Linked DNA regions of Homo sapiens: region 2 is linked to region 1. Evidence: read pairs that join two places in POLR2A ChIA-PET (ENCODE). Cell type or tissue: A673. All regions are shown on one strand. Each heading gives the region's core, and the rest is flanking DNA. Links, peaks and the distances in the headings are about the cores only.

Region 1 (5,971 bases), core at 1,206-3,705:
GTTTCCACAGACAGGCACCCTCAATGTGGAAAATTGGGACCCAGTAGGAGACAGATTAAAACGGGCTCATCAAAAAGGTCTCAAAGTTGATCCTTCTGTTTTCTCTGGGGTTTAGTCTGTACTGTCCTTCTGCCATTGTCCCCTTCTTATTCTGCTGGACCACAGGAGCCATGTTCTGAATCTCAAAAATTGAAAGAATCTTTTGTCTCACCCACAGCATGCATTGAAAATGATAAACAGGAGGCCAGGCACAGTGGCTCACGCCTGTAATCCCAGTACTTTGGGAGGCCGAGGTGGGCGCATCGTGAGGTCAGGAGATTTGAGACCATCCTGGCTAACACAGTGAAACCCCATCTCTACTAAAAATGCAAGGAAATTAGCCAGGCGTGGTGGTGGGTGCCTGTAGTCCCAGCTACTTGGGAGGCTGAGGCAGGAGAATGGCGTGAACCCGGGAGGCGGAGCTTGCAGTGAGCTGAGATCGTGCCACTGCACTCCAACCTGGGTGACAGAGCGAGACTCTGTCTCAAAAAAAAAAAAAAAAGAAAAGAAAAGAAAATGATAAACAGGAAAGGACGAAAATTGGCCTGTACCATCCCCCCAATAGCAGAAACATCTATACCGCCTCCTTCAGTAGCAGAAAGAGACCCCAACACAAAGAATTCTCTGCGCTGCTGCCATAGCTGGAGAGCCCCTAGGACCTTGCGCTTTTCCTATTTCCGTAAGGCCCAATCTGAATAATCCACAGCAGTTTACTTATGAACACACCCCGGTAGAGTTTAAGTTGTTGAAGGAATTAAAAGCTAGTGTAGTTAATAATGGAATACAGAGCCCATTTACTTTAGGATTGCTAGAATCTGTACTCGGTGCTATGTGCCTTCCAGCCTTTGATATAAAGCATTTGGCTCACACTTGTTTGTCTGGTAGTGCATATCTGACATGGAATTTAAACTGGCTAGAACTGTGTGCAGACCAGACTAGACAGAATCGTGCTGCTGGACACGGGGACATTACAGAGGATATGCAACTGGGTAATGGCCCTTATTCAGATCTGCTGCGACAATTGACACTCCCAGGCACTGCTTACAAGCAGTCTGCCTTGGCTGCTAAACGCGCCTGGGACACCATTCCAGAGCAAGGAGTCCCAGTACAATCTTTTCTACAAGTTATGCAAGGGTCGCAGGAGTCCTATGCACATTTTGTTGTACAATTACAAGAGGCAGTGAGGCATCAGATTCCTCATACCGCTGCTGCAGAAATGCTTACTTTGACTCTAGCTTTTGAAAATGCAAGTGCAGATTGTAAACGTGCTCTGGCACCTGTGAGGTCTGCAAAGATCTTAGGAAAATTTCTCAAAGCCTGTCAGGATGTGGGAACTGAACTCCATCATTCTACAATGTTGGCTCAAGCAATGGCTAATTTAGTAGTAACAAATCTAGAAAGGGCCAAGGGTCAAGCCCTAAAGTAGGAAAATGTTATAATTGTGGAAAAATTGGACATTTCAAAAAAGAATGCCATCAGACCTCTGGGCAGAGAGGATCTTATAATGCAGTTCCCCCAGACAGAAAAAATGCCAGGACTTTTCACTCGTTGTAATAAAGGAAATCATTGGGTTAATCAATGCCGCTCAAAATTTCATCAGAATAGCACCCCCCTGTCGGGAAACGAGAAGGGGGCCTGGATCCGGGCCCCTCAAACAATGAGGGCATTCCCCATCCAGGCCACAGCCCCATTTCAGGGATGGGTTCCCAGAAGAACATTGATTCCCTCTCCCCAGGAACACCCAGAAGCACAGGATTAGATCTTCCAGTCAGAGAACGGGTTACATTTGTTGGAGGAGACAAACCCACGAAGATTCCCACTGGTATTTGGGGACCTTTGCCAACAGGATATATGGGATTAATTTTGGGCAAAAGCCGTCTTAACTTACAGGGCATTACCATGGTCCCCGGAGTTGTTCACTGTGATTATGAAGGAGAAATTCAAGTAGTAGTAATGTCACAAGATCTTTGGGTTTTTGAACTGGGAGAATATACTGCTCAACTATTGCTTATTCCCTGCAAGTTGCACCCTTCCCCATGAAAGGAAAAACGAGGGAATCAAGGATTTGGAAGTACAACTAGGCGGTAAATTTATCTATCACAACCCATAGCATTTAATCGACCCACCTGTACAGTGCAAATTAAAGGAAAGAAGTTCTATGGGCTTATGGATACGGGAGCTGATGTGTTAGTAATATCCAAACACTATTGGCCCACCATCTTGACCCCTGCAATTAACTTCTACATCCTTAGTGGGACTAGGAAAGCTCAAAGTGTTCAGTGGAGTGCTGAGATTTTATCCTGTCTCAGACCACATGGACAGTCATGTACTTTTCAACCTTATGTTGCAAATATAGCTGTTAATCTATGGGGCCGAGATTTACTGACAGCATGGGACATGAGACTTAAAAAGGAAACTATTGATAATCCAGGATTTAAAATGTTAAAGAAAATGGGATTCAGAGTGGAAAAGGCTTAGGAAAGCCCCTGCAGGGAAACCCTGATCCAATATCAATAACTGGACAAAACAGAAAAGGGCTAGGTCATCAGGATTTTTGGTGGGGGTCATTGGTATTTCTCCTCCACCCACTGCTTTGCCGCTAGAGTGGCTGACTGACAAACCTGTGTGGGTGGATCAATGGCCCCTATCACAGGAGAAACTGATGCAACTCCATCAGCTAGTGAGAGAGCAACTGGAAGCAGAACATACAGAATAGTCAGCCCCTGGAATTCACCTGTATTTGTGATCCAAAAATGTCAGGAAAATGGCAACTGCTACATGATTTGAGAGCTATTAAATGCACAGATTAAACCAGTGGGTGCATTACAGCAAGGTCTGTCATCCTCAGCAGCCATTCCAAGAGATTGGACTCTTGTAGTAATAGGTCTTAAAGAGTTTTTTTTTTAATATACCATTACACAAAAAGGATAAGCCTCAATTTGCCTTCTCTGTGCCTTCTATTAATCAAAGAGAGCCTGTCTCTCGCTCTCAGTGGAAAGTTTTAGCCCAAGGCATGCTCAACAGTCCTATGTTATGTCAGCATTTTGTAGGAAAAGCTTTAAAGGAGCCTCGCAATATATTTCCCAATGCCTACATCATTCATTATATGGATGATATTCTTTTGGCCGCTCCTACAGATCAAATGTTACATCAGTTATTCAGGGAAATAAAATGAGTCTTGACTGCATGGAATCTCAAAATAGCTCCTGAAAAGGTGCAAACAACCTCCCCATACCAGTACTTAGGTACTATTGTTACTGGAAGAAGTGTTCGGCCTCAGAAAGTAACTCTCTGTAGGGAGAGGGTACAAACTCTGAATGACTTCCAACAATTATTAGGGGATATCAATTGGCTGTGCCTGATGCTAGGTATTGCCATCTACCAACTCACACACCTTTATCAAACCCTCCAAAGAGATTCTTCATTAGATTCTCCTCGGCAACTTACTAACGAGGCAGAAGCTGAGTGACAGCGTGTAGAACAGATCCTTCAGCAACAACATGCCTCCCGGCTACAGCCACAAAAGCCTTTGCTTTTGTTTATTCTTCCTACCCCCCATTCTCCATCAGGATTTTTAGGCCAATTCATAGACAAATCTGTAATGGTAATATAAAGGCTTTTTTTTTTTTTATTCAATCTGACAGTGAAATCTTTGCAAGTTTATCTTTCTTTAATTACTCAACTTATAACAATAGGTAGGCACAGGTAAAAAATGCTTACGGGATATGATCCTGATAAAATTATTGTTCCCTTGGATTCCCAACAACAGGCCGCAGCATGGGAAATGTCGACTGCATGGCAAATTGCTTTTGCAGATTTTGTGGGAATAATAGATAACCATTATCCATCAGACAAGATTTTGCAATTTTATAAAGTTCACCCTTTTATCCTCCCTGTAATTACCCATCACAAGCCCATTCCAGGTGGAAAGACATATTTTACCAATGGCTCTTACAAAGGCCGCACAGCTATTTATGCAACTAAACATACTCAAACAATAAAGATCTCTGGAGTTTCAGCTCAATGCTCAGAGTTAATCGCAGTTATTCAGGTTTTAGAGCTCACGGCTTTATCTCCTATTAATATTGTTTGTGATTCAGCCTATGTTGTAAATGCAGCTAGTTGCATTGAGACTGCCACTATTAAGGGCACCCTAGAACCAGAGCTGCTTAATTTGTTTCTAAGACTTCAGCAAGCTATTCTCTCTTGTGCTGCTCCTATTCGCTCTCATACGCAACTTCCTGGACCACTATCTCAAGGTAATGATAAAGCAGATAAATTAATTGGTTCTGTATTCCAACAAGCCCAAGCTTCCCATGCATTACTGCATCAAAACACCTCTGCCCTTACTCATATGTTTCATCTGCCTTGCAGTCAAGCTCAAGCTATTGTGCAAGCCTGCTCCACTTGTCAGCATGTCCCTGGTGTTGCACCCGTGGAAGGATGCGACCCACGAGGCTTGGCTCCAAATGAAATCTGGCAGATGGATGTTGCACATACAGCAGCCTTTGGCAAACTTAGCTATGTTCATGTGACTATAGACACCTACTCCAATATGTTACATGCCACATGTCAAACAGGGGAAACTGCTGGCCATGTCCAATGGCATTGTTTGTCGTCATTTGCCCATATGGGGGTCTCTAAACAATTAAAAACTGACAATGGACCTGCTTATGTTAGTCATGCTTTTCAAAATTTTTTACAGTTATGGGCAATCATTCATAAAACAGGAATTCCTTACAATCCCCAAGGACAAGGCATTATAGAGCGGGCACATCAAACACTACAGCGTATGTTGAGAAAAAAAGGGGGAATAGGAGACCAGCTACCACCTTAAACAAAATTACATTTAGTCTTGTTTACTTTAAATTTTTTGATGCCTGGTATGGATGGTAAGACTCTAGCAGAACAACATTGGCAAGTGTTAGAGGGAAAGAGGCAAGTTTATCCAAAGGTGTTATGGAAATCCCCAGAAGAAGGACAAAGGAAAGGCCCAGTGGATTTGCTGATGTGGGGATGAGGGTATGCTTGTGTTTTTACAGGAGATGGACAAACTGTGTAGGTGCCCTCCAGGTACGTGCAACCATGGAACGGGAGACTGGAGGGATCCGTGGATCGCAACCATGGGCCCGGTTCCCCCAGTACAAGCCATAGGCCAGTTGAATCTGAATGCAAAGATGGAACAAGGGCCGACTGGAGTCACATTGACATCCACCCTCATAACATGGGGACAGATCAAGAAAACCATGCAGGAAGCTGAGAAAATGCTGGAGTGCCAGGGTCAGGCAAAAACCCCTGAATCAATGTTCTTGGCCATACTAGCTGTAGTGTCCTGTGTGGTATGTTTCCCCTGTGTAGAAGCAAAAACATGTCGGGCATATGTTCCTAACCCCTGAGTAGTGCGACCTGTACTCTGGAGTGACACTCCTCCTGAGGTATATCGTGATCAGGGAGCATGGACCCCAGGACCCCTAACTCCCCCTGACACAGAACTATTAGACTGTCAGAACAATAGTATCAATTACACTGCCCCATTGGAGGGACTCCCTTTATGCATCACCAAGGATACATCGCTCAATGGCAGTTGCCTTGCAGTCCAATCCCAGGCATGGTTGAGTCACCATGGAAACATTATGTACCTATTAGGCCTTAGCTCTAATAATATTACTGGTGGATTTACTAATCTCTCCCAGCCCCATCGTCCAAATTGTATTGATTATACAGAATGGGCTCCCTTCAATAATTCTCACCCCCCTCCTTGGATCCAGTGTCTTGACCCCTTAGCTAGACAAGTCTATGTTAATGGGAGACATTATTGACTGGGGTCCCTGTGGTCATTTGGGAGAGATGAGAATCAGACCTCATGGAACAAACTTCGCTGCCACTGGTGGTGAACATTTAACATTTCTTCGCTATATCGCATTGGGATTCA
Region 2 (5,971 bases), core at 2,078-4,577, 140 kb after region 1:
TCCTGTAAATGACTGAAACTTACACAACACATGGAAGTTTGCTTTCACATGCCTCACTTTATCCAGTGTATTCCTCATGGCTAGGAAGGAGTTAAACTCTCCAAATTCTGTGGTCTTTCAACTTCCACTGCTTGCCTCCTTAAGGTGTGGTGTGTTTTCTTTACTTTACTTTTCTTTTCTTTTTTTGAGACAGAGTCTCACTGTGTCACCCAGGCTGGAGTGCAATGGCGCGATCTTGGTTCACTGCAACCACTGCCTCTGCCTCCAAATGCATGGGCTGGGAGAGGTGGCTCACGCCGGTAATCCTAGCACTTTGAGATGCTGAGGCGAATGGATGACTTGAGATCAGGAGTCCGAGGCCAGCCTGACCAACAAGGTGAAACCCCATCTCTGCTAAAATAAAATAATAATAATAATAATAATAATAATAATAATAATAGTTAGGTGTGGTGGTGTAATCCCAGCTACTCGGGAGGCTGAGGCAGGAAAAGCCCTTGAACCAGGAAGGCGGAGGTTGCAGTGAACGTGCTCTCGAGCCTTGGTGACAGAGATTGAGGATTGACCACTATGAAATCAAGCATCTATTTGACACTTGTCGGTGATGAAATAGGAACAATAACAAAAGGCCTTACTTTCTTATTGGTCAGCGGGCTGGCTATCTCAGAACTAGGCGTGTGTGCACACACACATGTTCATGCATGTGTTCTATTTTTTATTTTGTTATTATTTTTTTGAGATGGAGTTTCGCTCTTGTCACCGAGGCTAGAGTGCAATCAATGGAGCGATTTCTGCTCACTGCAAAGTCCACTTCCCGGGTTCAAGCGATTCTCCTGTCTCAGCCGCCCAAGTAGCTGGGATTACAGGTGCCCGCCACCACACCCAGCTAATTTTTGTATTTTTAGTAGAGACAGGGTTTCACCATGTTGGTCAGGCTGGTCTCCAACTCCTGATATCAGGTGATCCACCCGCCTCGGCCTCCCAAACTGCTGGGATTACAGGTATGAACCACCCAGTCATGCATGTGTTTTAAACATAGATTCTGAGGCCTTGCTCAAGATTATTCTGACATAATAACTCTTCAGTAGGTCCTCAGAATCTGAATATTTATCAGTTTTCTCATGCCACTCTTATGCCGAGCCAAGTTTGGCAACTCTGCTGAACTCACTAGAGATGACCAATAGGGCAAATGTGCTTCCTGTCACGTGAGTTCTCCCAGGGATTTCTGGGCGTGTCTGTGAGATCTTAGAAAAGATATCCATGCTGAATATGACCATATATTGGAAAGACGGGGACAGCATTAGTCCAATCTTGACTTCCTTTGATTCACACCTGGCTGGCCACTATAGTGGGCTGAAGAAGGAGAAAGGAGAGTAACTAAAGTTAAGCATCCAATGAGTCATTATTTTCCAACCACAGAAGGTAGACTGAACCTTGGCTGCTTATGGACTACTTGAATCCTCTAGTACAGCATCTACATTCCTTATCCATTTTATCATTTTTAATGATAGTCATCCTTCCCATTTGTTGGCTACTGTACTACATGCTATCTGAAATTTTTTTTCCCCCACAACTGGGCTGCAGCCTGAGTTACCTGCATTCTTACTTAGTCAGTGTAACAATCCTCTGTTATGGATAGTATTTCTACTTTACAAAGTAGGAAATGGACATGCAGAGGTTAACAAGTTCTCTTGAGAAAACTGTTGGTAAGAGGTACATTGCAGATTCCAGCACACGTTGGTTTTACTTCAAAGCATGTATGCTTATTAAACAGTGTTTTCTCAAACTACAGGTCTGAACAAGCATGAAAAGTTGTGAAATCAGTTTAGTTGTCAAGGACAAAATATTTCTCTTTTTAGTGAAATAGAATAGAATATAAAATACCAGTTTTCGTTGCATGTAGTTTTAGTTATATACACAAATCTTGGTGTGTTAGGCCCCTTAGTAAAAGACATTTCTACTGTGCCTGTTCACATGTCCACAGTATGTCTTCCTTGTGCAATTTCTTGAGCTTTTATAGTCATAAAATATTATCAAGTATGTTATTCTTTAATGAGCTAAGAAAGTAATTTGATATCATTGACATTTTTAAAGTCTCTAAGGTACCCTGAGTGGTGGAAAATGGGGGACACTCTAATTGTTTTTATTTTGGACATGATAGCAGTAATATGCAGCTACAAATATGACTATGAACTAAGGGGAACAATGTGATTTGCAGAAAAGTTGAAATAAAAGAGAAGATTGTGCTTGGTTGCTTTTACCTCACAGTTCTGCAGTCAAAGAGCTTAATTCTGAATTTCTGTATTTTAATATGATGTTACCATGATTGTTTCATTAAAGATAGAGTTTGGAAAAGAGGTGCTTTATGCTAGACAGATGGACTATATAGTATCTTCAACATTGTTTCCTTTTTACTTAAGTCAATAATTAACACTGTGGTTTGCACACCCATGGTTATTCATCACAGCAATGTTTGGAATTATAAAATATTTCAAAAAACTTTAATGCCCCACATAAGAGAGTGGTTGGATAAAGTAGGATGCATTTACACAGTGCAGTAATATGCAGCTACAAAAATGACTAAGATCTCTATGAACTAGTATCAATTCCAGGATATACATTTAAGTGATAAGGCAAAGTCCAAAAGAATATACTTAATATAATGACCTTTGCTGAGAAAGAAGGGAGTATAAGAAAACAGACAATTTTCTATTCATTTGTGCAAAAGAAATATAGAAAACTAAACCAAAAACTAAAAATCATTGACTACCTATGGGAGGTGGATGAGAAAGAAACAGGTGGAAAGAAGGGGGAATGGGAAAAAACAGTAAGGATAAGAAGGGAATGACACTTTTTTGACTATACCTTTTCATATAAGTGACCCTTACAACTATAGTAATGTTTCATATGCCAGCAAAATAAACTATTAAACAAACGATTAAAACTGATAGAAATGGGGGATACAAAATGGAATACAAGGAATGAAACAAATAAACCAAGCTGTATTAACTTAATAACATAGTAACATTTAAGGGAGGGAAGAAGATAAAAGTTAACCTAAGTAACATTGGAATACAATACTAATTGCATACTCCCTGGGCAGGCACGGTGGCTTACACCTGTAATCCCAACACTTTGGAAGGCCAAGGCAGGCAGATCACCTGAGTTCAGGAGTTCAAGACCAGCCTGGCCAACATGGTGAAACTCAGTCTCTACTAAAAATAAAAAAATCAGCCAGCTGTTTTGGCATGCACCTGTAATCCCAGCTACTTGGGAGGCTGAGGCAAGAGAATCACTTGAACCCGTGAGGCAGAGGTTGCAGTGAGCCGAGATCACGTCACTGCACTCCAGCCTGAGTGATAGAGCAAGACTCCATCTCAAAAAAAAAAAAAAAAAAAAAATTTACTTGGATACTTTAAGGCTAAAGACAAAAAAATCAATCATATATACATATACATACACACTGTAATCTAATATATATGGATTAGTATAGTATATACTATAATTTAGCAAAAGTGTTTGTTATTAATATAGTTTATCAATTCTGAAACTACTTTATGTGCACATTACTATTAAGCAAATAAGTAAAATTATCTATTTGTATATAATGACAGTCAGTGTTCTCACTGGTGGAAAAAGAATATTTAGCTAAAATGAACCTTGTAAAAAAAAAAAAAAAAATTAGCCAGGTGTGGTAGTTTGCACTTGTAGTACTAGCTACGTGGAAGGCTGAGGTAGAAGGATCCCTTGAACCCAGGATTTCGAGGCTTCAGTAAGCTGTGATTGCACCGCTCACTCCAGCCTGGGCAACAGAGCAAGACCTTGTCTTAAAAAAAAAATTAAAAATATTGGATTTTAACTTATGTTTATAAATAAAAAGAAGGGATAATTCTTCCTTACAATATAATTCCAATTAGTAAATGTAGTAGGCAGGAGGGAAACAGAAAATGATCATTAGGCAAACAATATTTGTTTCTTTGTTTTTTGAGACGCAGTCTCGCTCTGTCGCCCAGGCTGGAGTGCAGTGATGTGATCTTGGCTCACTGCAAGCTCCGCCTCCCGGTTTCACGCCATTGTCCTGCCTCAGCCTCCCGAGTAGCTGGGACTACAGGTGCCCACCACCATGCCCGGCTAATTTTTTGTATTTTTAGTAGAGACGGGGTTTCACCGTGTTAGCCAGGATGGTCTCGATATCCTGACCTCGTGATCCGCCCGCCTCGGCCTCCCAAAGTGCTGGGATTACAGGCTTGAGCCACCGCGCCCGGCCGGCAAAGAATATAGTGATCTTGTTTCACATAAAATCCATCAATGGATGCTAAAATTAGTGGGCAAATTTTAAGACGCATGATTTGTTTCTCCAAGTTACCTTATCAACTACAAAGGAAAAGATAGTAAGTTTACATTGAAGAATCCTAGCAATCACCACCTTAACTAAGTAAAGTAAACATCACAAAGCAACAAGGCATATGTGTTTCATAAACTCATTGCATTGAGAAGGACATTTTATCATTTTGGTAGTATTTCCTGTCAAAAACCCAGAAACTCACTCCAGTGGAAAAAAAAGGACAATCATCAAGGGATATTCTTCAAAATAACTCATCAGCACTCTTCAGAAGTGTGAACATCATAAATATAAGAACAGACAGCAGAACTAATACAGACTTAAAGAGTCTAAGAAACAAGCAGTGACTAAATTCAGTGGGGGATCCAGAATAGGATTCTGACACAGAAAAAGAACATTAGGGGGAAGATGTGTGATATTTGAATGGGTCAGAAGTTTAGTTAATATTTTACCAATGTCTACTTCCTATTTCTGATCATTGTATATGGTTATGTAAAACATTAACATTACAGGAAAACAGTTGCTGAAAATAAGAAACATTGTATACTCTATTTGCAACTTTTTTTCACAATTTTTTGCAAAAATAATTCTCTTAGGATTTTGCCATGTTAGAATACTTTCCGACGGGCGTGGTGGCTCACGCCTGTAATCCCAGCACTTTGGGAGGCCGAGGCGGGCGGATCACGAGGACAGGAGATCAAGACCATCCTGGCTAACACGGTGAAACCCCGTCTCTACTAAAAATACAAAAAATTAGCCGGGCGTGGTGGCGGGCACCTGTAGTCCCAGCTACTCGGGAGGCTGAGGCAGGAGAATGGCGTGAACCCAGGAGTCGGAGCTTGCAGTGAGCGGAGATCACGCCACTGCACTGCAGCCTGGGTGACAGAGCAAGACTCCGTCTCAAAAAAAAAAAAAAAAAAAAAAGAATACTTTTCATAGGTGGTAAAAAGAAACAATGCAAAACACCAAACTGTGATATAGAGAGTCTCCATAGTGGTGGAAATACAAATTATTTTTATTATTGTATCTAAACCTTTATGTGTTTTCAAAATTTCTACTGTCAGCATGGATTTCTTTTTTAACAAACAACATCTTTCTAGAGCTGCGCACGGTGGCTCACGCCTGTAATCCCAGCACTTTGGGAGGCTGAGGTGGGCGGATCACTTGAGGTCAGGAGTTCAAGATCAGCCTGGCCAACATGGTGAAACTCTGTCTCTACTAATAATACAAAAAAATTAGCTGGGCATGGTGGTGGGGATTACAGCTACTCAGGAGACTGAGGTGGGAGAATCTCTTGAACCTGGGAGGTGGAGGCTGCAGTGAGCCAAGATCCTGCCACTGCACTCCAGCCTGGGTGGCAATGTGAGACTCTGTCTCAAAGAAAGAAACAAAAAACAAAAACAAACAATGTGTTTTTCTTAAAAATATGATAAAGTTTATTTTTTAAAAAATGTCTGCTTAGTGTCCTGGACATCCAGATACTATTCCCTTTGTACTCTCCTTCTCTCCATTATCTGAACTTTTATTAAAATCATTTTCTAGTTTTTTTTCTTTATAGGTATATGTACATATGTATCCATGAACAGTATGATTCAGTTTGTCCTGTTTCTGAAATTCATATATGTGAAATCA

The links. ChIA-PET counts read pairs that join two places held together with the same protein. Peaks named below come from ENCODE experiments on the same cell type or tissue, not always from the same donor. Only the 100,000 strongest peaks of a DNase experiment are listed, where the experiment ranks them.
Region 2: POLR2A ChIA-PET joins it to region 1 with 5 read pairs; 23 of 35 experiments call an interaction of 5 or more read pairs at or near these places.

The regions. Positions count from the first base shown.
Region 1 is chr6:26,289,590-26,295,560 of GRCh38, reverse strand. The region is part of intron 1 of LOC124901287 (a long non-coding RNA gene); the gene reads right to left. Among named protein-coding and RNA genes, the nearest start is that of TRX-CAT1-2, 6.0 kb to the right of the region's middle. In A673, for the core only: no CTCF peak of the experiment used is centred there; no DNase peak of the experiment used is centred there.
Region 2 is chr6:26,148,221-26,154,191 of GRCh38, reverse strand. No RefSeq gene overlaps it. Among named protein-coding and RNA genes, the nearest start is that of H1-4, 5.1 kb to the left of the region's middle. In A673, for the core only: no CTCF peak of the experiment used is centred there; no DNase peak of the experiment used is centred there; H3K27ac peaks cover 391 bases.